2 separate regions of the Homo sapiens genome follow, and region 1 is linked to region 2. A link is a loop called in an ENCODE intact Hi-C map of the cell type or tissue named here. Cell type or tissue: natural killer cell. All regions are shown on one strand. Each heading gives the region's core, and the rest is flanking DNA. Links, peaks and the distances in the headings are about the cores only. Region 1 overlaps MAD1L1 (mitotic arrest deficient 1 like 1). Region 2 overlaps MAD1L1 (mitotic arrest deficient 1 like 1).

Region 1 (15,090 bases), core at 4,858-8,857, 54 kb before region 2:
CTCTCTTCTGCTCTTTGTACCCTGCTGCTTCCTGATCCGTTCTTCCTCCCCTCACTTGTGTACAGGACTCGAGGGAGGGATGGGGTGAGAGCAGAGCAAGCCAGGGATGTAGTGAGCTTTGTTTGGACAGGAAGGGTTTGCCCGCGCCGTCATCTCCTCGGCTCTGCTGGGAAACTGTGTTTGAGGGAGATGGTGGGGTCTGAGCGCAGACGGCTGTTGTCCTGTGAGATGCAGAAAGCGCTTCTTATGGGCGTGCACCATGGAATTCCCTGCTCGGACCGCACTGGGGGCAGGCGGTGAGTATCGGTATAGAAGTAGCTTTTATTAATTGGTGAAGCCCGTCACAGATCTGAAAGCATCTTAATAGTCTGAAATGATGGCTCTTCAGCAAGAAAAATTTGATTTGGGACAAAAGGGAGACACTTGAGACCCAAAATGACTTGGCTGTGTTGAGGATGGGAAGGAGGCCTTCATCTGCCGCACGTCTGAGTCACTCCAGAGTTTTCTCCACTGCCAGTGTGAGTCAGAGCGAATCACTGTTGGGTTGTGACTTCAGAAGAAGTGAACTCTGTCTCAGGCTGTATTAATAGAAGTAGATGCTTCACAGGAGAGGAGGTGTCTGTGCGAGTCACAGCCCTGCGGGGTCTGATTTCCGCTTTGGGCGTGGCTTCTGAGCCGGGACCTCGAGGCGCCAAGGGAACAGGAGCAGCCGGGCAGCTGCTCGCTTGGTTGTGCCTGCTGTGTACCGAGGCGTGGGGCATGGCGGCACGGCTGTGAGCGCACAGTCCAGCCACAGAAGGAGGCTTCAAGAATCTTTGCGGTGCTGCCATCTGGACATCTGTGTCATTGAAGTCACAGGAGGAGGCTTCAAGAATCTTCGAGGTGCTGCCATCTGGACATCTGTGTCATTTTGATAACGTGTGTGAGATCAGTGGAGGGGAGCCTTAGGAAAATCGGCTGTGGTTTAATAAACTGAACTTCCCGCTGCTTTGAGCCGGAGCCTCCTGGACTGGAAAGGCGTGGGCCTCATGGCCACCTCCGGCCTGCGCAGCTGGGTCTGCACTCTCACAACTGTGCTGAGCCCACGCTTGTGCCCTTACTAGTGGCCTGACCTCTGCGCTGTGGAGAAGGGTGGATATTGTCGCCAACTCTCAGACTTCTTGTGTGTGTTCAGAAAGTACCCAAACGGATTCAAAGGAATAATTAGCGTATCCTGTAAGATATGAATCTTAATTCCTAAATTACATATTTAGCAGATTGTCCAAAATAGCACTTGTAATGGCAACATTCAATTAGTTTAAAAAATGTATATTATTGCAACACTCGCCATGAGTTTTATTTAGAGGTTTCTAAATATAATGCTATAAAAACACAGAAGTGTTTAAAACTATTTAGACCCACGCAGCCGCAGTGAGCTCTTGCTAAACTTCCTACGTTAACCAGCTCTTGACAATCTTGGATTGTGGGGAAGTCTTCTGATGTAGTCCCTAAAGCTGACACGCCAGAGCATCTCGAGGCTGTTGGGGGCTGTTGCTGGGATCCTGAGGCCGCACACCTCCCTGCTATGAGTTCTGACGTTTACAAACATAGGAAGTGAGTTGAAATGACAGAGTCCTTGGGGCCCCACTCTTGAGTGTCCTCCTGGGGTTGGCGGGCGTGGGGCTCCCGCTGTGCCGGGTTCGGCTCCTGTGTTGCCGTGTTCCCTGCGGCTGCTGCAGCCGCTTCTCGTCACCTGATTGTGTGTGCGCCTCCAGTGCTCTCATGGGCTGCTTAAGGCAGGGACTATCCATGTGGCCTGAAGAAGAAGCCGAGGCCCGGGGAAGTTGCATGTAATTGACACCAGAGGGCTGGCCTCATTTCAGGAGGAGCAGAGCTCGGGTTTTCCGTCTAGGTGGGAGATGGGATGGTGATGGGCCCACAGGCAGGGCCTGTCCTCTGATGGGAATCCGAAGTGGGTGCGGAGGACCCAGAGCTGAGGGTGAGCAGCTCTGAGCTGCAGAGCGGGTGCGGGGAGGCTGTGTGCGCAGCACAGGGAGGCGTCTGGAATGGCCGGGTGGGGGTCTGGAACCCATACTTGGTAGCGCCTGTTTGGTCTGTCCCGTGCTCTTCCTGCGAGCCCTCGCGGGGGCCCTGCACTTCCCCAGGAGCTGCCTCAGAGATGTGCCAGTGAAGAAGGGATGGAACTGATCGTGGATCGGGCCGGCTCCTGGAGGCCACCTGGGCCCATTTCTGACAGCCGCTCCTGCCGCGTCCCTAGCTCAGAAGGAGCTCGAGGCTGAGCCGTTTCCCCAGGGCTGCTGCCTTTGTTTCTCCCATTCTGAAAGGAGATGAAAGTTTCTACTGACCTTAGAGAGAAAGCCAGAGTGAAACCCCCTCTGCCAACCCCTGGCTCCCTGTGAAAAGCCTTCCTGGTAATCAAGTGTTTACAGAGGAAGGCTTTGTTCAGACCCTTTCTGGGGCTCTGTATGTTTAAACAAAGAGCTTTTTAGACCTAAACACAGATGTTCATTTGAAAATGAAAAATCAAATTAAGCAGAACCAGCCTTTGAAAGTTAATGCCCTATAGCAAGTAAAACAAAGGGAGAAAAACACTGTGTTGTAAATTTTACTTAAATAACTTTTTATTTTAAATAAAGTTTTAAACTAAAAAAGTATAATTTGAAAGCCACTCATCTTCCTCTCTGTCCTCCAGTAGAACATCTGTGCTGATTCTGACGCGGATGAATGACATGAATTAAACCAAAACCGTCGGAGCGCTCTTTTTACCATAATTACACCTTGTTCGTTTGTGAGACACAATGTGGGGATGAAATGCCAATTAAGCCTGCTATGATAATGAGGTGGGGCCTGAATAGTGATCAGCGGACATGAATCCCACCGGAATTCATTTGCTACAGCCCCCAAGTTTGTTCTCTTCTGATGGGAATGTTATCGTACATAATGAAAATCTTTAGTGCTCCTTGTATTTAAAAATGATCCATTTTGGGGTTTTTGGTCAGCAAGTTTTAAAACAGGTGTTTTCCGAGCACCTGGATGGGTTTCATGTCCCCACTGAGCATCCTGTTGGTGGGGGGTGGGGGGGTGCCGGTGTCTCCTGTCCCCTGCCTGGACTCTTCTGTGGAGAGCTATGGTGTCACAGCCCGGGACACAGTCCAGCGACATGTGCCAGGCACCATCCCCATGGGTGCCCTTGCAGGTCTGGGTGGCAGCTGAGAAACCATTTTCACCCATCACTGTGTCCAAGCATTTACCATCTCCGACCCTCAAATACCCTCTAATGTTTTGAAACATAGGAAGTGCGTTGAAATTATTGAAAGCACTGTGAAGGAAATGCTTTGGGTGTTGTGGAATGACAGGGTGGGAAAGACGTCACTGGGGGCCAGGCAGGGCCTTACCAGGAGGCAGCATCTGAGCAGAGGCCTGAGGGCAGCCGGGGGCTGGGCAGGGGTGACCAAGCGGGACAGACGAGCTGCTGGGACGCCAGCAGGGCTGGCACAGTGCGGGGATCACAGCATGATTGCAGCGGGCAGCTGTTGAAGACTGGAAGCGCGGCAGTGGCATGGTTACCTCACACAGTCGGAAGAGCGACCTGGAGAAAGAGGCCTTCGGGATGGGGAGCAGGAAGTGTGTCGGTGCGTGAGGATGCAGGGGTCCAGCGAAGAGGCTGTGGGTAGTTCAGGGGGAGGTGGTGGGGTGGCAAAGACCACCCTGCAGTGACCACATAATCCTCGAGGGCCAGCCCCCTCTGCCCCAGGGCTGCTGTGGCTTGGGCTGCAGCCTCTGGACTGGGCTTCCTGCCACCGGATGCTCCGGCAGCGAGACCTCACCAACTCTGACTGTCCCGCCCCACACACTCCTGGCTTACCGCCTGCAGGGAAGGTGCTTGCGACTCCTCTGTGTTGCTAGGGATGTTGGCCCTGCCTCCTTCCACGCCTCCCGGTGCGCTGCCATCCTCAGGCCCTCCGGCTGTCCCAGGCAGCCAGGTGCTGAGTGATGCTGTATGTGGGTGCCCTTCCTGTCCTTGGGAGCCAGGCTGTGGGGCCGGGCCCTGTGAGAACACACGGCGTCAGGAGCCTCCTGGCTCTTTCACACTAGACTACGCTCCTCTAGGGGACTGGGCCAGCTGCGTTCTGGACCCCCGGGCCCCTGCCCAGGTCTGCACTCAGCTGTCTCTCAGCCAGGGCCAGGAGGGTCTCCATCACGAGTCCTCCTGGGGGCTGAAGGGTGACTGGCTCCCAGCTGAGAGAGCCGGCTGCAGCATGGACTCATGACAGCTGGGGAGGGGCAGCCCTGCAGAAGGGACTGAATGGTGACTTTCCTCTCTCAGGTTTCGTGGAGGCCCTACAGCCCATGCGGGACAACACGTTCCAGTGCAGCTGCAGGCGTCTTTTGCGGGATGGGCCGAGAGTGTGACGGGCTATGCTAGCCTGGGTCTGGTGGGCTGGAGAGGAGGGAGGCGGTCTCCTAGGAGGGATTTGTGCCCCTGGCCTGCCTTCTCCCCCCACCCCTGGGAGAGTGGAGCTCACGTGTCCTCCTTGGTGTTAGGCAGGGTTGGAGAGGGAGCCTCGGAGAGCCTGCTGGCTTGGCACAGGTTTCCAGGAGCGCATGTGGGAAGGGCAGGGTGGGGCCGGGCCTGGGAAAGGGGGAGAGTGAGTGACCATGGCCGTCTCCAGGGATGGGCATGTATATCCGATAGAGAAGGAAGGGCAGGGTGGGGCCGGGCCTGGGAAGTGGGGAGTGTGAGTGACCATGGCCGTCTCCAGGGATGGACATGTGGATCCGATAGAGAAGCGGCCTGCCGTGCTCGCACCTTTCACGCAAGGCACCGACGCAGTGGAGGGGTGCTGCCGATGTGCCAGCACTAAGGGCCCAATTCCTAGCCTAGGCGTAATGGGGCAAGGGCCCTGTGCTGGGGGTGGGAGGCGGGACTGTGTGCTGGGCAGGGTGGAGGGGCGGGGCTGTGTGATGGCTGGCGCTGTGTGTGATAGATAGGTCTGGGGGGTGGGGCTTCGTGCTGGGCAGAATGGAGGGGCGGGGCCATGTGTGGGGCAGGGGCGGGGCCATATGTGGGGCAGGGGCAGGGGCAGGGCTGAGGTGTTGGTGCCCTTTGGTTGTGGGGCCGCAGCTGGATAGGGCTCTGGGACTGTGCTCCAGAAGGTGTTGCTAGGTGGCATCTGTGACGATGGGGGCCTTTCCTGCTGCCCTACCCTGGAGCTGGGGAGCGGGGTGGGTGAGGAGCGTTGAGGAGGAGAGAGCTGGAGCTGGTGGTACTGGGGTTTTGGCTGGGCGTCTCACGTGCCTGGACTTTCTGGTCTCATCTGGAAGGTGGTCTCTTACTGGACCGTGCGGGGGTGAGGAGACAGGCCGAGGCCACCAGGTAAAGCAGGGCTGTGGTGAGAGAGGCCCCATTTTCCCTCAGAACCTTCACAGTGCGTGGCTGGCCTTGGCAAGGCTGCATGGCTGGTCCCAGGGCTTCCTGGCCTCGTTACTTCCTGGCTTCAGGGCAGTGTAGGAGCAGCCACAAAGCAGACATTTGGGTTGTCCTTTATGAATGCCTCGGGTGATGATCCACGCTCCCTGCCTTGCCCCAGCGCAGGCTGTGCCCGCCCACCCTCCCGTGGAGCCCACGCTTTGCTCTGCCTGCTGCTGCCAGGCCAGCAGAGACCGCCCCGTAGGGCACTGCGGTTTCTGCGGCCTGTTCTGCCCTGAGTGGCCTTCCTCCCCTGCTCTTAGCTGGGCCCCCTCACTCCACCTCGCTGCTGGCTTTGTTGCCTTTCAGGCTGTGACCACCTGAAGCCAGCTCGTGTGTTAGTGCCCTTTGTTAGTAACCAACCCCTTGTCGGCAGAGACCTTCCCTTTCTGCTCACTGGAATATCCCCAAGCAGGACGGTGCGGTGTTTGTGGCCTCAGAGAGTGAGGCTCTCCCGGGCTGCAGAGGCACAGCCAGTTTCTTCCCGGCAGACCTCTTTTCAGAACAGCCCCTCACTGCGGTGTCCGGCCCCTGGGGAAGCCGGGCTCTGACTGGGTGGGTCAGCCCTCAGGCTGTGCCAGGAATCCCATCTCCAGGCGGGCTGTGCGTAGTTCCCTTCGTGTTTTAACATTTAGGAGGTGAGCGGTTTCCTTCCCTGAGCTCCGGAAAGAGTCCCCAGGGCTTGCGGGGGGACCTACCCTGCATTGCACGTTGGAAGGAGAGGCAGCTGCAGGCTGAGCCCACATGGCTGTGCACGGCCTGGCGTGGGAGCTGCAGTGATTTATGTGACCTGTGCTCAGATAATTAAAGTGGGATTTGGCAGTGAGGTCTTTCATGGCAAAGGCGTTAGGGATGTCACAATGAGGCATGTAAGTATAAAACAGTTATGTTTTCAAAGGCGTTAGGGATGTCACAATGAGGCATGTAAGTATAAAACAGTTATGTTTTCAGGTTAAGAATTTAACGAGGAGTAAATTCATTTAAACCGAAGAGCTGGCTTAAGGGGAGCTTTCGTGGAAGATCTGTAGTTGCTGGCATTTCATTCCTTCTCATTTGAGCCCAGCCTGTCTCTGGTGGCAGAGCGCGTGTTCCGAGTGTCCAGGTGCCGCAGCCGCCCCCTGTAGGCACCAGCGTGTTTGACATGCGGGTCAGGGATCTGACGCAACAGGCCGCCTCCACATGCCAGACTGCGTCCCCCTTGGCCTGCTATTGCGCCGCCGTGACGGCTCTCCTTCGCGGAGGGGCGGGGCTGTGGGGGCTGTCTTCCTGTGTTTTCTCTCCGGGGCCTCATCTGCCTTCAGGAGCCTGTGCAGTGCCACTCGGGCTGAGCAGCCTCCGCCAGTGCACAGGGGACTCCGGGCTTGCCTCTGTGGAGGAGTTTGCCGCTATCTGCTCTGCCTTTGTCCTGGTTCCCCAAATGGAGGCCCAGCCTGCCGTGGTTCTAATCCAGGTTTCTGGTCATCAAAGCAGCATGCCTTTAATAACAGATATGGCCTGTTGTGCAGTTGGCCCGGAGAGCTCTGATCATTACTTATCTGCCACGAGATGCTTTTGCTCAAGGCAGGCTGCTGAGGAGCACACTCCTTACCTTCATTGAATGATTTCCAGACACCGGCTGCATATTTGATTCTCTGCCATGTGTCTGGGGGCCTCTTTCTCCGACGTCCAGCGGGGTGGAGTGTTGTATGGCGTGGCATCAGAACTGGTGGTCTCCCCGCATTCCTTGCCTTTTCCCACCCCATCTCCAGAGTCCGGACACCACCTGTGAGACTGTCCCTCTGCCTGGGGATGCGGAGGGACTCCGTGCACAGTGGTTCAGGGGGTCTGCTTATGCCACACTGCTGGGATCTGGGCAGGGAGGAGGACAGCACCTGCCCTCTGAGTAGCCGCCTCCCTGGCTCCTCCTCGTGGCCGCTCCCTCCTTCTCCCCTGTGGGATCGAGTCTCAGTGTTCTGGCTGTGCTGCCCGGCTCCTGAGAGGCCTTCGCAGGGGCTCCCAGGGCTGCCTGGTGGTGGGCTTTGCCCCAGTGCTGGCCCATCTGCGGTTGCCCCGCCCAACAAAGAGCACGGTGGTCGAGAGCCCCGCCGCTGTGCAGTGGCCTCGGGGGCGGGTGAGATCTGCTGCACTGCTGTATCGCCTCACCCTCTGTCCTCTCAGGTGCTCACCCACTTCTTCCAAACAGAAACGTCATCACTAGGCATGGCGATGTCCCATGTGCCGTCTACTGAGCGGCGGGGCAGGCAGGCCCAGGCCTTCACTGAGTGCAGGAGCGCAGGTATGACTGTGTGTGCAGGGCCCGTCGGGGCAGCCATGGCTTGGGCTGCGACCCGGCCCTCAGCGTGGCCGGATGGACGGCCTCCCTCTGGACACACCATGTGGGCTGAGAGCTGAAGCGTGGTCGGAGCTGCCCCTTTGTAGGGTGCAGGGGCAGGGGAGAGAGCCCGTTCCAGGCAGAGGCAGCAGCAAGCGCAGGGGCCCTGAGGTGGGAGAGGACGCGCGTCTCCAGCAGGCAGGCAGCGTGGCCAGGCCTGACCCAGCGCTGACCCAGGTGTTGGCAGCATCACGGAGGCTGCCTCCTCTGAGTTGTGGAGCTGATGTCCTGAGAGGGGACAGTGCCACCTCTGCCGAACCTGTTTTCTCCGTGTGCCTTATACACCTGAGGAGAGGCCCGCTTTAGGAGTGGGTAGGAGAAGACGCCATCTCTGGGCATTGTCTCTGGAGTGACAAGGATGCGTCTCATGCTGAGGATGGCGTGGAGAGTGGTCCTGAGAGTGCTGGTGACGGTGGAGACGGTGACGGCCATGATGGTGCGAGGGTGGCGGTGACCGTGGTGTCACTGATGGTGACAGTGGTGATGGTGGGGACGTGGTGAGAGTGCTGGTGACGGTGGTGATGGTGTGGAGAGTGGTCCTGAGAGTGCTGGTGACAGTGGAGATAGTGACAGTGGCGATGATGGTGCGAGGGTGGTGGAGACCGTGGTGTCACCGATGGTGACAGTGGTGATGGGGATGTGGTGAGAGTGATGGTGACAGTTGTGATGGTGACGGTGGTGGTGATGGTGACGTGAGAATGGTGGTGATGGTGGTTATTGGTGACAGTGGTGAGTGGTGACAGTAGCAGTGGTGGTGAGTGGTGACAGTAGCAGTGGTGGTGAGGGTGACAGTGGTGATGGTGACATGGTGAGAGTGCTAGTGATGGTGGTGGTGATGGTGACGGTGGTGATAGTGACGGTGGTGATGGTGGCGGTGGTGATGGTGATGGTGACGGCGGTGATGGTGACGGTGGTGATGGTGACAGTGGCGGTGGTGGTGGTGATAGTGATGGTGGTGATGGTGACAGTGGCGGTGGTGGTGGTGGCGGTGGCGACGGTGGCGGTGGTGACGGTGACGGTGGTGATGGTGGTTGTGGTGACAGTGGCAGTGTTGGTGATGATGGTGGGTGCAGTGGCAGGACTTGGCATCTGTTGAGAGTCTGCCCTGTGACTGGTGCCAGGACCTAGCCTGCGTTTTCACCTTATCCTGTGCTCTCAGCCTCTTCTGCTGGGGAGACTCAGTCCTGAGTCAGACAGGAGGGTCCAAGGTCAGCGAGGCTGTGTGATCTGCCCACTCCCACCCATGGCAGATTCAGACCTCCAGTCAGGGTCTTCCCAGCTGCAGAGCCCCCTGTGTGCACTGGACTGCACTCCTCCTTCTCCTGCCTGGTATGTGTTTATCCAGCATGTGTCAGGCGTGGGCCAGCTTGGGCTGTGATGGTGACTGAGACAGCTGTGGCCCTGTGTGCACGGAGCCAACAGTCTAGTGGGTGAGCAGCATAGAAGCTGTTCACTTTGGTGAGCATGGAGCCGGTAGTCTGGTGGGTGGCAGCATAGAGGCTGCTCACTTTGGTAAGTTGAGGGAAGAAGCGTCTTTGTTCTTTACTGGCTCTCAGGGTCCAGGTGCACAGCCTCCTGGATGGAGGCCCTTTAGGAATGGAGCCCCAGTCTCACGCCAGGCACCCGGATGGAGACCCTTTAGGAGTGGAGCCCCAGTCTCCTGCCACCCACCTGGATGGAGACCCTTTAGGAGTGGAGCCCCAGTCTCATGCCACCCACCTGGATGGAGACCCTTTAGGAGTGGAGCCCCAGTCTCATGCCACCCACCTGGATGGAGACCCTTTAGGAGTGGAGCCCCAGTCTCATGCCACCCACCTGGATGGAGACCCTTTAGGAGTGGAGCCCCAGTCTCATGCCACCCACCTGGATGGAGACCCTTTAGGAGTGGAGCCCCAGTCTCATGCCACCCACCTGAATGGAGACCCTTTAGGAGTGGAGCCCCAGTCTCGCGCCAGGCACAGTGGCTGTGGCCCTTCCCCCCAGGGCAGACCCCATAGCACAAAAGCCCGCATCCTCTTTGGTGTATGAATGTTCCCACAGTGGAAACTAGGGTTTTTCCAGTCCCTTGTGACAAAGGATTATGAGTTTTTTCCCATTGAAGGGGAGCAAGTTTCTGAGGGTGGGAAGGAAGCCGTTGAAAACAAATTGGCAGCACTCCCCCCATCCTCTTGCTGATGGGGAAAGTGGTTAATTAGGTGATTTTTCTCTTCCCCTGACACGTGCAAATGAGGCTTCGTTAATAACTGCACTGTTACAGAAATGATACGACTTTAACACCAACGTCAAGTTGTCAGGCGTGTCTGCAGAGTGGAGGTGGGGGGCACTGGAGGCCCCTGCGCCCCTCCCGACAGGAGTCATGCTGGAGCCGCGCCTCCAGTCGCTGGGGCTTGGCCTTGGGCAACGAGCTGTTCCCCTCCCACCCTCCAACCCCCTTCAGGGCCAGCTTAATTATTTAAAACTGATGATAAAAACAGAATGAGCTGCCAAGATGAAGTGATGATTTGCGGCCAGGACCTGGGGCTTGGGTGGACGCGGCTCCCACTCTCCCTGCTTGCTGTGTGCTGGCCCAGTGCGGCCGTTTCCAAGGACGCCTTCCGGTTTGCAGCCAGGGCCCAGGACACGGACAGCATCTCTGCTCTCAGGTGTCAGGAGGCCTGCAGATGGTGCAGGGCCCGCTCAGGGCTTGTCCTGCCAGGACGAGGCAGACGCGCCGGGTGGGCAGGTGGGTAGGGTAAAGCAGAAGCAAAGCGGCAGTACCACAGAGCAAGGCACCAGCATTGTAATGTCTGGAGTGTGGCACCCCCTCCAGGAAGCAGGTGCTTCACGCTCAGAAGCGCCTGGCTGTGGCATGCTTCTTACTATCTGTCAGAAGGCTCAAGGTCAAAAGGCCGTGCTTTCTGCCATAGAGTTTCAAGAGTAAAGGAGAACGCGGAGATCTAGTCAGCTGGGATTCCTAGCTCTGCTCAGAAACAGGCTGGGCTTTGAGACCTTTTCCTCCTCATTTTCCCTGCTGGTCTGGAACAGAAAGTACTTGCAGCTGACTGCGCTGGCCGTCGTAAAGCAGTGTGCACCTGTCTCTCAAACCTCAATGGTTGCCTGGGATTTGCTTCTCACCTATGTCCTTATCCATCAACAGGTAGTTATTAAATGCCCATGTCCCTGAGACGGTTTTGGGCTTTGTGTGGCTGGGGGCGAAGTGTAAGGAATGACCTCTACCTGTAAGGAGCTCACAGCCAGCCCCTTGGCTTGAGCTGTGAGAAGTTTGAAAATCCATGTGCTAGGTTAGCCCAGATGACACCAAGAGCATTGGTGCTGGTTCTTCTGAGTCATGCCTGGGGCATCGAGGGCTGGGCTGGTGGGAGGTGACTCCTCACAGTCGGCAGCCAGTCCCACTGGGGATAGTTTCATGGCCAGAATGGCCTACCAGGGGCTCCTCCCTGCAGGGTTGAGAGCTCACGCCTGAGGACTGTTCACAGGAAGCCACGGCCCGGGTGCTTCCTGGGTCTCGGGTAGGAGTACCTCTTCTGAACCACGTCTAATGGGTTTTTTGAAGAGAAGAGAAATGAATCTCCCAGTGCTGACTTCTGAGATTCGGCTGTCTCCCAGCCCGATGCGCTCACTTCCGTCCACGCTCCCGCCTGGCCTCTGGGTGGCGGGTTGTTAGTACAGTAAAGATTGCTAGCTGTCTCTTTTGCAAATCTAAAATGAGATTTCATTTTTTTAAATAAAAAGAAAAAAGTGCTTGAACATTTGCAGCTGGGAGATAGCACAGATTAGAAACATTACTTATCTCTGCTGCACAAAAGAAGGCAGCGAGAGAGGAATAAATTGCTGTTGAATGCTAACGAAGCCAAGGCGGCAGGGGCTGCGGGAAACAACTCCTGTTGAGGAACAGAGCGAGCACCTGACCTGCACCCTCCACAGTGGGCCGGGCGCCGGAGTGCACAGGGCAGGCGGGGCTGTGGGTCCAGGTGAGACAGGCTGTGGCTGCTGCATGTTGACCTGGCGGTCGGGGTGGAGTCTGGTCACCAGTGTTAGCGGTGCGTTGGGGGATGCTCCTTCCTGGACCATGGGAGGCTGTGCTACCACTGCGCTTAGGAGCCTCAGTGAAGCTCACCCTCTTCAGCCACGTGCACTGGGGTCACTTGTGTTTCTGTCACCCTTGCCACCCATCGTGTCAGGAGGCCTCCGTGTCCATGCCAGGGTGCCCTCCATCCCCAGACATTCCGGCACCTTCCTGTTGTTTCCTCTATAAGAATTCCCACCTGCCCTCTTGGCTTAGCAAATTCCAGCTCAGCCTTTGAGGTCCAGTTCGAGTAGCGTCTTTTCTGACCCCTTTATTTGGCCCTCCAGGGGCTTTCCTTCTGTTCCTCCATTTCCCCTTGGGCCCACCTCTGGGGACGCCGGGCCTTGGTGCGTGATGCCTGGCGTGTGGTGTGAGCCCTGTGGTGTGTAGATCTTCATTGCCTCTGGCTCATGCCGGGCAGCTATCGGGTGTGGTAGTGCGCTCCCTTGGGCCTCCTGGAGCAGTGGCAGCAGGCGGCTCTTGCATGTGCCGTGTCCTCCGTGACCAGGGCTGTGCTGGATGGACGTGTCTGCCGTGCTGTGCTCCCTGCCCATTTGTTTGAGGGGGCCGTCCTTAGCGTAGCCTTCCTGACTTGTTAACCAGGCAAGAGACCATACACATGATGGCTTGGGTGACTGCTGCTGCGTACGGCATGGTTGGTGGGACCCCAGGCAGCAGGGGAGAGGGACCCTGGCTATTTGGATCTCTGCGGTGAGTGGGAGGGACTCTTGCCCACTTTGTGTCTGGTTGTCACAGGGTTTAGGGCCCGAGGTCTCTTGTTCCTGTCTGGACTGAGCACCTGGGTCCCCGTGGCGTGTGCTGCGCAGGCCTCATCTGTGGACGGAGGGTGTTTGCCATGCGCCTTCTGCGCAGAGGCCTGGTGTGTGACTGGCGCTCTGGTGCTACGGGGCTTTGGCAGAGGACGGCGCTGTGCAGTCAGCCCCAGTCCTGGGGCCTCAAAGACTCAAGGTCATTTTGAGTCCTCCAAAGCAAGGTGATTCCAAGTGTGTCTTCAGAGTCTGAAGTCGCGGGCGTCCTCACTGATCTGTCCTCTGTGCCCCGAGAAGACAGAGCTGTGTGGCATGGAGCCGCCGCATGAGTGATTCCGCTGCCTTCCTCCCGCTGGAGGTGAAGCTTCCTCTCAGTTCCGTCTTACTTTGATCCAGTGCGACACCGCGCTGCTGAGCGTGCCCTCCCCGTTGGTCTGGGAGACCTGAGTGCAGAAGCCTACAGCAGGGGCACCCCTTCTGCTTTCCCGGCCCTCGTCCCTTGCTGAGGAACACTGCCCAGGCATGAGCCTCAGAATGGGCTGAGTCTCGATGCAGGCGCTGCTCCCAGGGGTCCCAGACGCCTCTGCAGCCTCAAGGCCTCACTGTCTCCCTTCCCCACTCAGCACCACTCCCTGCTGGTCCGGGCAGCCCCTGCTGCTGCTGTGTGTCTCTTGCCTCATCCCCTGTGCCAGGGGCGTGCCCTTCTGCACCTCCAGAGGCCTGGTGCCCGTGGATGGCCGGCTGTGGCTGTGGGTGTCCGCACCTCCTGCTGCCTGGGTTCTCACCCTCATAGCTTCTCTAGGTGTGAGAAGCACTTTCTCATTCACTGCCTGGCTCCCAGCTTGGGTTCCTTGGCATTCTCGGACCCATTGTTCCTCGGCCCCATTGCTTTCTCAGTGGTGTGGACTGAGATGAATTGGAGCAGTCGCCTGTCTGAGGCCTGGGCGGAGTGAGACCCCCTCCCCAGGTGTCCCGGCTCTGGCCCCCACGTCCTCGCTGCCTGCATTGTGCTGCTTTGGATTTTGGGCTGGTTTTGAGTCCTGTCCACTTGGTCTTGGCTGAGGAGGCCTTAGCGGTCATCTCCTCTTGTGTGTCCCGGAAACAAGGACGTTGAGGCCTGAGTGGGGTGAGCGCGTGCTTGGGTGCCGTGGGGTGGGGTGTGGCAGAGCCAAGAGGGGTGAGCGCGTGCCTGGGCGCCGTGGGGTGGGGCGTGGTGGAGCCGAGTAGGGTGAGCCTGTGCCTGGGTGCCATGGGGTGTGGTGGAGCCAGGAGCCTGGAGGCTGCCCCCTTCCCCTTTCACATCTCCCGCCTTGCAGCTGGTGTGGGGGATACCCGTGGTGCGTTTATCATAACCATGTCAACTGTGGTCCACTGCTTGCTTTCTGTGCCTGGCAGGGTCCCCGGGTGCGCTGTCATTCCTGGCAGTCCTGGAGGGTGCCCGCCTGTGGGTGGCAGCCTGGAGGTACAGTGGCAGACCTGCTGGCCGGGGGTCACCGGCTATGAGGGTGGGGCCCACGCCTGGGCCAGCGTCCTCTGCTGTCGGGCTGTACCATGGGTCTGTGCCCCCAGCCTCTGCTGGGCGGGGTGGTGGTGGTCGTGGGGCAGCTGCAGCCTGCCCCCTCCCTTATGTCTGTGGCTGGGCCTCGTGAAGGGGCCTGAGTTGACGAGTTTGCCTGAGACACATGCAGGAAGGTTCTCTGAGGCTGAGTCTGGCCTCGTTCCTCCTGTCCTCTGCCGAGGAGCTGTAGGGTCTCGCTGTAGCGGGGGAAGCTGTCCTCGAAGTCTTCAATTCAGATGCCCCTTGGAGAGCTGTTTCAGTGCCCGCCCCGCCCTGCCCAATGCACACACAGAATAAAATAGAAGAGTCCCCTGGTCCCATGAAGGCAGCTAACAAATTCAAAGCTCTGTGGAAAAGCAGCGTAGGAGGAGACCTGGCTTTTGAGAGTGAAAGCCGAGTCCGCACTGAGGTTCGGCCAGGCTCATGTGTGCCCAGAGCCAGATTGCAGGCATGAGCCCCGCCACCCCCAGATGTGTGCAGGCGCAGAGGGTCAGCACCACAGCTCTTTGCGCCGGAGGACTGGGTCTTTGTGTGAGTTCTCCCTGGGATCACAGGGCCCTTTCCTCCTGGGAGCCCTTGTGTCCGACGAGGACGACCTTGTGGCTGGCAAGTGTCCTGGAGGCTGGTCCCTCAGGACCCTCCCTGTCCTCATCTGGAATTCACCTTTCTTCTGAGCACAGCCTGTGTGGCGTCGTGTGCTCTGATGGCCTTACCCAGAGGCCACCTTGGCCGCCGGCCTTGCTTTCTCCTGTTTGTGGGCTGCGAGCTGTCATTACGTGACTGAGTCCTGATCAGGCCTGGGGGAGCCCGATTCTAACGACCCTGAGGCTCATGAGGGACCCCGTCTCTCCTGCT
Region 2 (15,090 bases), core at 4,413-8,412:
CAGCCTGTGTTCCTCTCCGCGATCGGCCGCTTGTGTAGGTTTCTGTGGCCCCACAACAGTCCCCCTGGGCTGCCTCTTGGAGCCACACCAACTCCTTGTCCTGGTTCTAGTGTTGAGTAGGACTTGTCCTTCACCCCTCTGTGATAATGGGCGCTGGGTGGGAGCCCGTGGGAGCTCTGTGGTGGGCCTTGGTTCGAGGTGAGCACCGCCCTCGCTCACGTGGGTATCTCCTGGGTCGCTTTGCAGATGGGTCGTGGAGCCAGTCTTGTACTTCCTTCCACGTCTTTCCTGGATAGCCATTCTGTGGTTTCTTCCTCTGCCCCAGTGGGAGCCTAAATCTGGCTGTGTGCTCCTCCCTCCCCTGAGGGTGTGAGATCTAGCCCTCTTTCCCTAGAGCAGAGCAGAGCAGAGCAGAGCAGAGGGCCTCCATCCCTCCCACAGAAGAGCCTGCGCGAGCCCCATGCTGCTTCTGATCGCCGTCTCTTCTGCTCCACACCCCTCTTTAGGTCTGAGGCTTCATGATCGGCACGATTTCTCTTGCTCTTTCTTTTTTAATACTGAAAATTTTTGGTCTTAGGTAGCACTGAAGGGAGTATTTATAACACCCAGTACCTGCTGTGTCATCTGGAAAGCATCATCCTCTGTGACCCTCCAGGGGTTTGTGTCAGACAGTCATCATGTTCCCTGTGGCGCCCGCTGAGGCGTCGGGGGGTCAGCTCTGTGGCCCCGTTTTAGCCCAGCAAGTCGAGGCTTAAGAGTGGCATAGAGACTGCCCAGGCCATGCGGCCAGCCTTGATGCTAGATTTGTGTTTTTTATTTATTTATTTATTTATTTTTGAGATGGAGTCTTGCCCTGTCACTCAGGCTGGAGTGCAGTGGCATGATCTCAGCTCACTGCAACCTCTGCCTCCTGGGTTCAAGCGATTCTCCAGCCTCAGCCTCCCGAGTAGCTGGGATTACAGGCGCCTGCCACCATGTCCAGCTAATTTATGTATTTGTAGTAGAGACGGGGTTTTGCCATATTGGTCAGGCTGGTCTCGAACTCCTGACCTCAAGTGATCCACCCACCTCAGCCTCCCAAAGTGCTGGGATTACAGCTGTGAGCCACTGTGCCTGGTCCTAGATTTTTTTTTTTTTTTTTTTTTTGAGACAGGGTCTCTCTGTGTCACCCAGGCTGGAGTACAGTAGTGTGGTCTCGGCTCACTGCAGCCTCGACATCGCAGGCTCCGGTGATTCTCCTGCCTCAGCCTCCCGAGTAGCTGGGACTTCAGGTGCCACCACCGTGCCCATCTAATTCTTTTGTGTTTTTGTAGAGATCGTGGAAATCTGAGTGTGACTTGGTAGCTCTGGGGTGCAGCCTGCGGTCCCCATGTCTCACCGGTTCCCTGGTGGCGCTCCTGTGCTGCTCCGGGCCAGTTCTGTCAGGGGTGGCAGAGGCCTGGATCGTGCCCTACGATGCGGGCCACAGGGGCCGGGTCACACAGCTGATGTGGATGCTGCTGACTGGCCCTAGGCCTGGCTCACCCCCAGCTCCCTCTGAAGACCACTGCCTACCTGCTGTCCTCACTGTCTGCCTCCGAGAGGACACACGTCCTGGCGTGTGCTCATTCACTCCCTGCTTTCTGTCAGGGTTTGTGGCGTGCCTCTGCCTGGTGCTGTCGTGGCACGCACCGCCTCGCTGTGCTGCCTGCCTAGTGCCTGGAGGGAGGCTTGGCCCCGCTTCCTCTGTCTCTGCTGCCCCCGCCCTTTGTGACAAGCTCTGCACTGTGTACGTGAACACAGGACAGATGGAGTTCGGGCCCTGCCGTCGTCCCTGAGTCCCGGCCCCACCGCTCGGCTCCTCCTGCTACTGTGACCCATGCAACCCATCTTGTCTCCTGGGCTTTAGCCTCTGGGGATGTCCAAGGAGCAGCCCTGAGTACCGCATGTGTTCCCCGCTCTCCCATCACTGCGAGGGCACGGCCCAGCCGAGCGCAGCTCAAGTTCAGCTTCAGACCTTGCTTTGTTCATACTTAAAGCACATCCCTCCACGTACACCTGGATCGGTGCAAAGCCTGCAGGAGGGGCCCTGAGACGCTGGCCAGCCCGGCTTCCAGGGTCGTGTTTGCTCTGCTCAGTGAGAGGGCCTCTTCCCTCCACAGATAAGCAGGGTTCTCTCGGCTTTGGAATTTAATTTCCAGGTGTTAATATATCGCCCTTTCCCATTACCTTTCTAGACTGACATTTCTATTACATCCATTCAGGAAAGAATGTCCACTTTGTTATGGGACAAAGCCATTTGCACAGTTATTAGAAAGCCAACCTTGTCACAGACACTGCTGCACTCTCCCTCCGAGAGGGAGCTGGACCTGGCTGTGGCAGAAAAAAATTCCAGGGAGAAAAGCAATTTTAGGAAATACGGTGAAATCAAAACAATGCATTTTACCCGTCTCCAGTGTGAAGATGATGAAGGTTGGGTTGTGGGAGCGTGGACCGCCTCCACCAGCCCGAGCCCTCCACGTGCGCCCGACCGCCGTCTCTGCCTCAGGTGCGTGGAGTTTGGAGGCTGCGTTACACTGGATTCAGGTCACCCATCTTTACTCTTGGCTCTTTGAAAAGACCACAGTCCTGTCCCCACCCGCCCATGGGTGGGACTTTCTGGACAGTTCCAGGTGAGGCTGTGGAACTCCTGGCCCTTTCAGGGAGATTTGAGGAGATGGCCACAGCACTGTGTTGGGGGAGGTGGGCTGGGAGCAGCAGTGCTCGTGGGCTCTGGCCCTGGTGGGAGTGCCCTGTCTGCGGGCACCCGGGTGCAGCCCTGACCCCTCCCGCCCTGCCTCCCTCTGCAGAAGGGTGCTGGTGGCAGGTGTGTCATCAGAAACCCCGATGAGGGCATTTCTGGATGGTGCTGCTGAGATAAGGCTGTCTCCTCGGGTCTCCGTGTTGAGGGTGGCTAGAATCGGGTGCCCCTGGAGCACTGTGGAAGCCAGGTCTACTTTCTTTTTTGAGGAGTCATGGCCTGCGTCCACTTAATGGTGGCAAATCACACTTGGAGAGCTCGGTCACAGGAGCCTACTGAAACCTGCAGCCCAGAATGCAGGGCCTGGGTCACAGGCTCCCTGGCTTCACCCAGGGGCTGTCCCTGGCCCTGTACCCTGTTGGCCTGGGGCACCCCCATAACCCGTGTCCCCAGGCCCTGGCTGGAACGTGCTGTGCGGGGAAGATGGGCCCCACCTCTGCAGCCTCCTCTGCTTCCCCGTTGCTTTCCTGCCGCCCGCCAGGGCCTTGGGGCCTTCACACAGCTTCTCTACTTCCCGGAACCCAGATCATCCCCGGCGTCCGGCTCATAGCATTGAGGCAGGCCCTTTTCTCCCTTGTTCACCGGCGGCTGGCACAGTTCCTTGCATACAGCAGGCTCTGAGTAAATGCCTGGTGAATATTGGACTCCTTCACCTACAGGAGGTGCTGAGGCCTTTGGAGTGGCCAGGGAGCAGCTCTCCTGCCTCTGCCTCACCTGCCCTGTGCTCTGCCCCCGCCCGGAGGACTCTTGGTCCCAGCCTCACCGTCTGCATGGGCCTCCGCGGCCCCCAAACTCACCGGTTTTCAGGAAGGGCCTGCTACCAGGTAGCAGATCCCGAGGCTTCTGCTTCTGATGCCTGAGCTAATGTCAGCAATGTGGAAGAGGGTGTTACTTGCTTTCAACTTTCCCAACAACCAAAGTCGCAAGACGTGTAGCTGTCAGTGGCAGAGCAGGAGGGTAGGCAGTGGCTGGGAGCAGGTGCCAGGGCAGGGACGGCTCGGCCTTCAGATGCAGGCACTGGAGGCGGCACCCACCCGTTCCCTCCTCAGGCTGGTGGAGGAGCCTCCGCTGTCCCGGGACTTGGGGCAGCTCTCCCTTCTGGATTTCCTCCTCCCACATGTCCTGCTGGGGACACATGGCTTCCTATCTCCCCATGGCCCCGGAGGTCCAGCGCCTCCCTCCCCCATGCTCCAGGCTGGGGCCCCAGCTCCCTCCCGGTTCCTCTGTCTGTTCCGGGCAGCAGTCTGTGGCGCCAGGGCCATGCCCATGCCAGCTGCCGTAGCTGTGTCCCAGCTGTTTGCTCCAGGTTTATTTTGATGGTGTACCCCTTTATAAAAACTGTGGAATTTGCACACTGATACGTGCATATTTGTTTAAAAAGGATAGGTATGACCTGCGGCCAATAATGAACACACCCATTTATTTGTAAGATATAAGGACTTATAAACGTAAGTAGGGTTTCCACTGTATACCTAGGCCCCAGGGAGCTGTCAGGTGCCCTCCCTGGGCACCGTGCCCGGGCCCCAGTGAGTGTCCAGCCCCCTCCCTGCCTGCTGTGCCTGGGCCCTAGTGAGCTGTCCGGCGCCCTCCCTGCCTGCTGTGCCTGGGCCCTAGTGAGCTGTCCGGCGCCCTCCTGGGTGCTGTTGCTTGCTGTCTGTTGGGCATTCTGTCTGTGTGGTCTTCCTGAGGCTGTTACCAACTGTGGTGGCGGCAGGCCTGGGGCTCCTACTACGCCGCTGCCTGTGCTCTGTTGCTCACATGAAGGGGCCAGGGAAGCCTGTTGGCATATGGAGTCATGCCATGGCTGGCTGTGGCGGAGCTGTGGCTGTGCGCGTGGCGAGGACGATAGGGTTCTGCCCTTGTCCGTGGTCACCCTGCTCCTGCTCTCGCTTCTCTGAGGCCAGCCCCTCCTCTCTGATGTGTGCGGAGCGTGGGTCTTGGCCTGCCGGGGGCTCCTTCGTGGAATGCAGGGGGTGCACAGGTGTTGACTCTGCATGAATGGTTGTCTTTCCGCCTGGCTGTTTCCCTGCCTGACGCCCCTGTAAACATCCATTCCCAACACGCTTCCCAGAGGACGCTTGCCCTTGGAGTACTCCTAACAAAAGACTTCCCAGTGAAATCAGTTTCTGGCACCCCATGTGGTATAGCCTGACACGGCACCTGCTGCTCAGCTTGTCCATGGCTCTGAGGAGCCCTCAGGGGCCCCAGGCAGCTGGTGGGGGATGGGGTTGGGGGGTGGACAGCAAGGTGACCTGGCGGGCGCAGGGCAGCTGGTGGGGGTGGTGGGGGGTGGAAAGCAAGGTGACCCAGTAGGCACAGCGCAGCTGGTGGGGGGTTGGGGGAGGTAGGGGACAGCGAGGTGACCCGGCAGGCGCAGGGCAGCTGGTGGGGGGGTGGGGGAGGTGGGGGACAGCAAGGTGACCCGGCGGATGCAGGGAAGGCCCAGTCTTCATGTGCGGTTTCAATGTCTCGTTCCTGGGCTTTTCTGCATTAAGTGTGAGTTTCTAACATACCACGTTGAAACGTCTTGGATCTTGCCTGCTGAGCCACGTGGCTCTTCCTGAAGGACAAGGTCAGCGCCCCCCTCGCCACCACTTCATCCAGATCCCAGGAGCCCCTTCTGTCCTGTAGGCCAAGGCTCCACAGCACCACGTGGGTTATGGACGAGAAACCTGGAGTGTCCTGCTAGGAGAGAGGCTGTGGAATTCCCAGTCCCCCTCAGCTTTGGAGGTTTATACCAGAGAGACCGAGGCTTAGAGAGGAGCCCAGGGAGGCTCCTCCAGTGCCCAGGCCAGGCATCATCCAGCTGGCACAGGTGGCTTTAGCCCAGCCTCGGGGGGACACAAGCAGGGCCTGCAGGGTGTCTGGGAAGGGCTGGAGGGACCAGGCCCGGAACCTTGTCCTGCCTACCCAGGCTTTGGCCTGACATTGTCCTTGTTTGTGCTTTAAAATCCCCTATCCTGTTTGGTAGAGAAACATGCTCTCTTTAAACTCAGTTTCGAAGAAATCCAAATCTTTGAATAACCTTGATCTTGAAAGGAAAGGAAGTTAGCTGCAGGTGAAAATTGATGGTCATGCTCAAAGGCATGGTTCCCTGCCAAGGAAGCCTCTTGAGTCTTTCTACTAAAAATAGCTGCAGCATCCTGGTGGTGGTGTCTGAACCCTCTCTAGGCCCCTCCTGGAGACATTCAGAGATGTTAAAGGTGACAGCCAGCCTCACCTGGCCGTTCCGCACAGGTGTGTTTGCTCCTGGCCTGTGAGGCACAGGTGGGTGGGCCTGCTGAGGACTGAGCCGCCCTCGGGGGTACTGGGCTGCTCCCTCCGCAGCCTCTGCCCCTTCAGTTGTCCTTGGTGTCACGGCACACCCAAGAGCCTTGTAAGTTCCCTGCACCACAGTCTGGGTGGGTGCCTGGGTCCCTGTGTCCATGGTCCTGGGAGAGGTCCCTGGCCTCAGTCAGAAGGTGTGAAGTGTCTGGACTTTCTCCAGGCCGGTGATAGGCCACTGTTGGCTTGTGGTCTCCATGGTTCTGTGGGTGCTTCAACGGAGCTGCCAGAAAGGTCAAGCCACAGCCTGACACCAGCCAGAGTGGAGGCGGCCCAGGAACCCCCTGGCTCACCACCCTCAGCCTGGTGCTTCCGTCTGCCCGTGTGGGTGTGGACATGGGTCTGAGGCACTGGCTAGGGGATTCCCTGCTTCCAGCAGGCGCGTGAGGTTCCATCCTGGTCTCTGGTTTCTGGTCTGGCCTCATACCTGGCTTAGCTCTCGTAGGAGTGCAACAGGTGGAAGGGGCGGTGATGCCCGCAGATGCTGGGTGAGGTGCCCCGTGAACGTGTGGTCTGGTGCCCGCAGACGCTGGGTGAGGTGCCCCGTGAACGTGTGGTCTGGTGCCCGCAGACGCTGGGTGAGGTGCCCCATGAACGTGTGGTCTGGTGCCCGCAGACGCTGGGTGAGGTGCCCCGTGAACGTGTGGTCTGGTGCCCGCAGACGCTGGGTGAGGTGCCCCGTGAACGTGTGGTCTGGTGTCCGCAGACGCTGGGTGAGGTGCCCTGTGAACGTGTGGTCTGGTGCCCGCAGACGTTGGGTGAGGTTCCTTGTGAACGTGTGGTCTGGTGTCCGCAGATGTTGGGTGAGGTGCCCTGTGAACGTGTGGTCTGGTGCCTGCAGACGTTGGGTGAGGTGCCCTGTGAACGTGTGGTCTGGTGCCCGCAGATGGTGCCAGCAGATGTTGGATGAGGTGCCCTGTGAACCTGTGGTCTGGTGCCTGCAGACATTGGATGAGGTGCCCTGGGAATTACAGTGCTCGATAGTCCTCCTGGACACTGGTGCTGATGAAGCGAGTCTGGCCACCCACGCCAGGCAGTGCCCAGTGCCCCTTGGGTGGCTCCTGCCCTCCAGCAAGACATGGGGATGCTGCTGGACCCAGGTGTCTGTGAGGTCCAGGCACAGATCTTGCTTCTGCAGGAGGCCCCTGGGCGGACTAGGTGAGTCCTTCCTCCTACCGCCTCTTTGAAAATCTGTGTGTGTTTAAACTAAATTTCTTGAGTGCCATCAGAAGGCCCGTGAGCTGGTGAGCTGCCCCCGAGCCTTTTGCCACCCATGGTGGGCATGAGCCACCTACTGAGTCGGCTCCGAGTCAGCAGAGGCCATGGAGTGGGGGCCCCCACTGTGCAGGGAGAGGGTCTGACCCTGGGCGGGGCACCGGGAAGGGAGGTGGAGGCCTGAGGCCAGCCCTGCTGGAATTCCTCTCTTCTAGGGGGAGGAAGCCTAGGAGCTGGAATCAGAAAACCTGTTAGAACCTGAGCTCTGTCACTCTCTCACTTGTGCCTGGCGCCAGCTCCCTTTCCCTCTCTTTGCCTTTGCTTCCTCTCTGGAAGAATGAAGCATGCACGCCTCACCCCATCTGCACGGGGAGCCGATTCACAGATTACATGAGGGAATGCTTTGAAAATATTTTTAAATTGTAATGTTCAAATATATGTGTGAGGTAGTTCATCATCAACTCACTCAACAAACATATGGTTAGTTCTATTCTAAGGTGATGTGTGTTCCTAAAAGTCACCCTGCTACACAAAATCACATTAAAAATAAGATGGGACCCTGATGAAAATGGCAGCATGGTTGACGCGGTCAGTGGCTGGACACAGGCAAGTGTGACAATCGGCACAGCTCTTCGCCTCGAGAAGGCCTGGCGCTGGCTTGGGGAAGTGGGAGTGGTGGCTTGTGAGTCACTGTGGAGTGGGGAGAGCACCTGAAGCTGGAGGGGTGTGGCACAGGGGGCTCAGCCAGGCTCGGGAGGCTCCCATCACAGCTCCGTTCAGCTGAGTGCGGTTTTCTGCATTCGTCTTGGAGGAGGTTCTTCACAGAGGGGCGGAGGGGGACTTTTTGGCCATCACTCAACATCCTATGGGACAGCCCCTTCCTGGCTGACCCACCTGCCTGCCCTGTGCCAGGCCTTATGCAGTGTGGTTGATGCTTATTACCATTCATCAAATTTATTTCCTGACAAATCCTATGTTAAATACCTGGCATGGGACCTGCAGTGAGTGGGCATTCGATGTATAGCGGTCACTGCTGGCATTCGTCAGAGTAACTTCTCATTTCATTAACATCCCTCTAATCATCTCACTTAAAACTCACTTGGAGAATTCTGAGCTCAGATTTGGAAATCCCGTGTTTGTGCAACAGGAATTTGTCGTTGGATGAGATGAAGGAACTTGCCTGGGTGAACAGGCAGGATTCGCAGCCCAGGTAGCTGCTCATTCTCCGAGTCCCTCTACACCTACCCCGCTGCCCGACTAGGGTGCTGGAGCATGGTGTCTGAGAGCACGCGTGTGCGTCAGTGTGCACATGCGTGCACCCGGGTGTTCATGAACACACCCGTGTCGGTGCTCAGTGTGCATGCATGCACACATGAGCATTACTGTGTGCGTGTCTGTGCTGCATGAGCTCTGTGTAGGAGACGTGTGTGCATATCTGTGTTGAGTGCTGTGTATGTGTGTGTCCATACGTGTGTACTTGTGTGCGCATGTATGTTGTGCTGTGTGAGTTCTGTGTGCACATGTGATCATGTGAGTGTGCACGTGTGCTTTGTGAGCTGTGCATGCACATCTGTGTGAACTGTGCATTGAGCATGAGTGTGCATGTATCTGTACTGGTGAGCTGTGTGCACGTGAGTGCACGTGTGTGATTGTGCATGTGTCTGTGGAGTCAGCTCTCTGCATATGTGAGTGCACGTGTGTGAGTGTGCATGTGTCTGCAGAGGCAGCTCTCTGTATGCATGTGAGTGTGCATGTCTGTGCTGTGTGAGCTCTGTGTGTGCATGTGTCTGAGCATGCACATGTGTGAGTGCTGTGTGCGCACATGTGTGTGCATCTGTGCTTACCATTCTGGAACACTGGTTCTTTTATGCATTTTGGCTTCTTTTCCCACGAGACCCTCATGGAACATTAAGCCCAGCAGACAAGGCCAGCCCCAACCATTGTGATAGTTATTAAACAGCAATAAAGCAGGATCTGTATTTACAGACCCAGAGTGTGCTCAGACTGGGAGGTATTAAACATCATCCATCATCAAATGGAAAACAGTCAGATGCAGGGAGTGTAGAATGGAGTTAATATTCTTTTGGTTAACTTCACCCATAAAGAGCTAAACTGCCCCCAATAAAACACCAAGGGGAGGAAGGGAGGTTCTTCCAGACGGAAGCAATCATCGGCACGGTCTGCAGACAGGCCCCCAGGGTTTCCTCGTGCCGGTGGGTTTTCTGCAGCTTGTTACGCAGCTGCGGCTCAGAGCAAGCGGTGTCTCAGGGTCCCTTTCCACAGTTCTCATTGCCTGCTTTGCCTTAGGTCAGCTCATCAGCAGCCCTGGGGAGCTGGGGTGAACGGAGGAAAGACACTGACTTGTAGAACCTGAGAATCTGGGAAGGGAGGGCCTTAGCCGAAGACTGTTTGCCCAGGAGGGTGGCACGCAGTAAACAGTTCAACCCAGGAGTTCAACCCGGGAGCTGGCATTGGGGCATGGATGTGCGCGCTGGTGGCCATTCATTACTGATCCTCCAGTTTCCTTTGTCGTCTGTGAGTGGGTGCGCTCAGCCCAGGGGGTGTTGTGTGCGCAGCGTGTGGTGCAGAGGTAGCACCTGGGACAGGGGGCCGGGCACTGTGCGTGTGGGCACAGGGAGCGCTGCTCCTCCTCCTTAGACCTGAGGCTCCTGTCTGGGCAAGGTCTAGCCCTCCACCTAGGAGCTTACGGAATCTTCAGTGGGGACAGATGGTCTGGAAAGGACTCACCTCTTTTCCCACCCTTGGTTGAATGTGGCCCCTTGGGCACAGGCGGGCAGCGCTCACCCCTTTCCTACACTAAGACGTCCTCACGGCTTAGTGTAGGGCAGGCGGGTGAGGCGGGGTTTGTGTCGCTTCTGATCTGGAAGGGGTTTAGCAGCTGAGGAGATGATCGCCACGCAGAGTTCCGTCTCCAGAAAAATAAGAGGATTTGCACAGTTCTTGAACTTCACCCTTCCAAAGTTTTCACCTCTTGTAGACTAGAAGTTTTAAGTGAGCTTCTGTGTGTCGAAATCATTTCATGGGCAGTGCCCCAGCCGGAGCCTGTCTGGAGGGGAGGGTTGGGTGGGCACGGGCGCCGGGCCTGGGAGGAGGAGGACAACATGGGTTTCCTAGCTCGCTGGACGGCCCTGAGGTTGTGGGGGCCTTTGGTGGCTGAAAGGGGTCTTGTATTTCTGTGCACATTGAAAGGCGATCTTATTTGCCTGCGCTGCCGTCCAGCTGAGGACAGGGACATAGGGTGCCTGTGAGTGCAGGCCTGGAAAGGGATGGGACTCCCCTCTGTAGGGAGGGCGGGGCTTCAGTCCACCTGGGGCGTGGGGCCTGCGCCACCACCCGCATCCCAGGAGAGGCACTGATTGCAGGGCTCGGCCTGGGGCTTACATGGGACCCTCCTTGACTCCCTAGAGGCAGCCGAGGTGGCCACTGCAGCACTCAGCTGGTCTTCCCCAGGAAGTCCTTCCCTTACAGGGCCTCCACTGCCGCCTCTGTCATGGGCAGGCCCTCAGGGAGCAGGGCTGTGGCGGCCTGTGGTGCAGGGGACGTGTGCCATGTCTCCTAAAGATGATGGCTCAGCTCCATGGGGGGCCCTCGGCAGAACGTTTGGATTTAAGGACTACTTGGGGCTCACCATGTGCTCCGAGGCTTAGGGAAGGCCTGGGACGGGCCCTGAAGTGCTGTCTGGCTGAGGCTGGGCTCCTCAGGTGAGAAATTGGCTCCCATGTCCCGCTCCCCTCCCCCACCCCACTCTCCTTCCTTCAAGGAATCCTGTTAGACTTTTCACTTTGCTCCACGGCCTCCAAATCCCACTAAGCGACTGTCGCTTTTCCAGGGCATCGTCAGGTGCTGTACTAAGCTTTAATAAAGGGCTTTATCCACAGCTTCAGAAAAGTCTCTAAATAAATTAGATCCACTGGTTAGCCTCCAACGGTGATTTTTATTAACCTCCAGTTAAAGAAATATTGCTGGTTACAGAAGCACAATTTATTTCTGTGTAAGCCAGGCTGGTGTGACCCTGCGGGCTCCCGAGAGGGATAGTGCTATGTACACGCAGAGTGCTGGGCTGGCCATGAGAGGCACCTGAGAGGGCACCCGGCAGCCTGAGGGCTGGGAGTCACTCTCACAGGGACACAGAGACTCTCACAGGGACATGGGGGACTCTCATAGGGACGTGGGGTATCTCACGGGGACACAGGGATACGAGGACTCTCACAGGGATACGGGGGCTCTCACAGGGATACAGGGGACTCTTACAGGGATTCACAGCCACTGAGACACGGGCTGGTGCTCCTGGCCTGGAGCAGAGAGGGGTGTGGAGGCCGGGTGGGAGGCCGGAGCCTTTCATGTCCTTTCTGGCCCCTGGTGGCAGCAGCTCCCTTGCTGAATGGCTTCACCCTGGGAGGTGATCAGAGGCCGGGGCTTGCCGTCAGGGCGCCCTGGCTCAGATCGTGCCTCTGCGGCCGTGTGGCTTGGGCGTGTGGCCCCTGTCAGAGCCTCTGCTTCCTCTGTGAAGTGCGGAGAATGGTTGCTGCTGCTCATCAGAGTGGGGAGGTGACAGGCCTGGCCCGGGGCTCGGGTTTTGTTCATGCTGTTGCCTCCCCTGGGCTCCCCTGTCTACACCACTGGCACAGGAGCTGAGAGGGTGTCCACGCCCCGGGGGACTACGCCATACTGATGGCCTCCATTTCTTGGGGTCTGTCTCACTGAGCTGGGACTCCAGTTCCAGTTCTTGTCATCCTCACTGAATCTCACAAAGCTGAGCGGGAAACACGTGGGCTGTGCTGAGTCGCCCTCGCTGTACAGGAAGAGAAACCGAGGCTGGAGCAGTGGAGAGGCTTGTGTGGTCGATCGCCTGGGGACTTCATGTGTACTCAGGACCCAGACCTCCCGGCCGCACCCCCGTGCTGGTTCTGTGCCCTGCTGAACCATTTGGGAAATTGTGTTATCATCTCACACATGCTGCGGGCTCCTCTGGGATTCACTGCTGCTGTTTCTAAAGCACTGTTCCCAGTGTGTTCACAGCGTCCCCACCTTCTTCCACGTGCGCCGGGCAGCTTCTCTTTGGCCTCTCACACCTGAGGTGCTTTGTGGCAGGAGCGTCCTCTCAGGAGCCTGGGTGCGTGAGTTCAAATCCTGGTCCCAGGTGCTGGCTGTGTGGAACCCAGCCGAAGTCATTCGTCTGTGTCTCAGTTTCGTTGCTGGAGAGAGCGGAGATTGTCCCAGCGTGTCCTCACAGTGTTGTTGGCGGACTGAACAAGTTGGGAGGAATGAGCAAGAGTGACCCTTGGATCAGGACCTGTAGTAGCTGCCTCTGTCCTGTGAGCATTCGCTATGATTTTTATTCCAGACCGTTGGCTGCTCCCCTTCCTGCGGCGCATTGTGGCCGCCAGCTCTAGGCAGCTCGTCCTCCCATGCTGCTGTCTCCCCTCCTCTCTCCATCAGGCCTTTGCTGTGGTTGCTGGAGCATTGCTGCCGCCGTCCATTGCGTGTGCTCTCTTGACGGGACGGGCACCCATCTGTGCTTGAGTCACGTCCGAGCCCGCGGCCGCCACCCACACCCTGTTCCTGCACGGTGAGGTCTGCCACGTTCCAGGGGCAGGCTTTGCCCGGCCCTCCCTGGCCCTGTTCAGTAGCCCTGGGCCCAGCTTATGTCTATGTTGGGCAGTGCGGGGTGTTGGGAGGAGAGAATGGGCAGAGGCCCCTGCCTCAGGGCTCCCTGGGGCCTGGCAGGAGGCCTGGGGTGGTGCTGCCCCCACTCTCGAGAAAAAGGCTGGCACTCCGCAGGGCTGTTTGTGGTGGGAAACAGGCGCTCAGCCAGTCTGGATCCCCAGCCCCCCCAGGCCCTCCGCGTGCCTCCACTCTGCAGGGCACCCGTAGCCTCCAGAGAACAGTCATGACCCAGCGTCCTTGTAGGCACGGTACCCGGGCATCACGTTCCCAAGCCCGCCCATTCCGGCCACCTCCAGCCCACAGGATGTGCCAGGTCGTGCCGAGGGCCTCCTAAGGAGCGTGGGATTGTCAGAACAGATTGCAGCATGGATTTTTGGAGGATTAAAGTTAATTAAAGAGCTCTTCCTTGCTTTCACGTCCTTGTGTCTGCCAGCTATTTACATGCTAATGCTGCCCTGACACCGAGGATGAGGGGTGTCTGCCGCACTGCACTGCGCTGTCAGGAGGGGAACCACAGGAGAAGGAGGGGAGCGCAGTGCTATGTATTACCCTGTGCCCCTCCGATGGGACAGGGGCGTGGATGCAGACACATTCGAAAGTCAGTGGCAGGGTCGTTTTCTTGTATTTCCTGAAGTGTCTTCGTGGCTGACTTGGATGTTCTCCATTCAGGCCCCCCCTTACACTGCATAATTGAATGCATTCTGCGTGGAAATATCTTCGCATAAGCAATTTTATAAATAAAGAGATTGTGGAGAGTAGGGTCTGAAGTTTCTAAGTGCAGGGCTGTGTTTTCCAGAAGCCCATCCTTCTTGGCGAAGGTGACTTTCAGCTTCACGGGGTCGGCCTGTGGCAGCGTCCTCTGGCCCTCAGCAGCACTGCCTTGATGTGGACGTGGACGTGGATGTGGACGTGGACGTGGACGTGGACATGTGTGTGCGTGAAGGCTCCTCAGGTGTATTAGTCCGTTCTTGTGTCTCTATAAAGGAATCCCTGAGGCTGGGTCATTCTGCGGACTGTACAGGAAGCACAGCGCCGGCATCTGCTTCTGCTGAGGTACCAGGAAGCTTCTGATCATGGCAGAAGGCAAGGAGCAGGCACGTCACATGGCAAGAGCAGGAGCAAGAGAGACACTTGAGGTTCCAGAATCTTTCCAACAACACTCCTCACTCGGGATGGCTCTGGGCCATTCGTGAGGGATCCGCCCTCATAATCCAACACCTCCCACCAGGCCCCACCTCCACCTTTGGGAAACATTTTTCAACCTGAGATTTGGAGGGAGCAGACATCCAAACCATATCGCCAAGTATTTGTTGAATGAATAAATGAACGTTGATACCATCATTGGGTGTATTTTAGCTGCAGATTCTAAACGCCAGGGTTCTGGGGTGGCTGGAGTGTGAAAAGGTCGGTGGTGGCAGTTAGGAATGCCGTGTGCATGCCCTTGTGCCTGTGTGCCCATGTGTGTGTCTGTGCGTGTGTCCGTGTGCCTGTGTGTCTGTGCACATCTGCGTGTGTCTGTGTCCATGTGCGCGTGTGTGTGCATGTGCGTATGTGTGTCTGTGTACGTGTGCGCATGCGCTTGTGTGTGCACGTCTGTGTGCGTGTCTGTGTCCATGTGCGTGTGTGTGTGCATGTGTATGTGTGTACATATGTGTGTGCATGTCTGCATGTCCGTGTGCATGTGTGTCTGCGTGTGTGTGTGCACATGTGCGTGTGTGGATGTGTGTGTACATATGTGTGTACGTGCATCTGTGTGTCTGTGTGCATGTCCGTGTGCGTGTGTGTGTCTAAGTCTTTCTTGGATGGTCCCTTGCTGCTTTCCCAGGGAGCTAGTTCTCTCTGGCCTTGGCTGGGTAGGATGCAGGCTCTGCTCGCCTCTCTGGAACAGAGCAGGAGGTGCTGCGGGGAGCTGGGTGCAGCGTGGCCAGGCCAAAGCAGGCACCTGAGTGAGTTTTGTGTTCAGTATCCCTCCCCCCTGTGGGCTGCCATGGTGAGAGTTGACATTTTTGCAGCGTGGAAGTGAGACTGTCTTGTGGAGTTTTCTACTCCTCTCGGGCAAAGAGAGGGTTAGTGACCTGACACCT

Evidence for each region. A loop is a pair of places that touch in the nucleus more often than their neighbours do. Peaks named below come from ENCODE experiments on the same cell type or tissue, not always from the same donor. Only the 100,000 strongest peaks of a DNase experiment are listed, where the experiment ranks them.
Region 1: a loop joins it to region 2, with 6 times the contacts of the local background. A loop is called at or near these places in 4 of 110 quality-filtered maps.

The regions. Positions count from the first base shown.
Region 1 is chr7:2,095,969-2,111,058 of GRCh38, reverse strand. The region is part of intron 11 of MAD1L1 (mitotic arrest deficient 1 like 1); the gene reads left to right. It overlaps LOC105375127 (a long non-coding RNA gene), which reads right to left and starts at 479. Exons shown (of 2, transcript XR_001745063.2): 1 at 1-479. RefSeq lists enhancers at 756-925, 1-1,120, 5,004-5,671, 6,491-6,785, 7,005-7,671 and 2 more. In natural killer cell, for the core only: CTCF peaks have their summits at 6,368 and 6,590 (motif pointing left); DNase peaks (open chromatin) are centred at 6,658 and 8,548; H3K27ac peaks cover 780 bases.
Region 2 is chr7:2,041,726-2,056,815 of GRCh38, reverse strand. All of the region lies in intron 12 of MAD1L1 (mitotic arrest deficient 1 like 1), which reads left to right. Among named protein-coding and RNA genes, the nearest start is that of SNORA114, 40 kb to the left of the region's middle. RefSeq lists enhancers at 1-130, 131-684, 1,173-1,688, 6,747-7,350. In natural killer cell, for the core only: no CTCF peak of the experiment used is centred there; DNase peaks (open chromatin) are centred at 6,425 and 6,925; H3K27ac peaks cover 1,082 bases.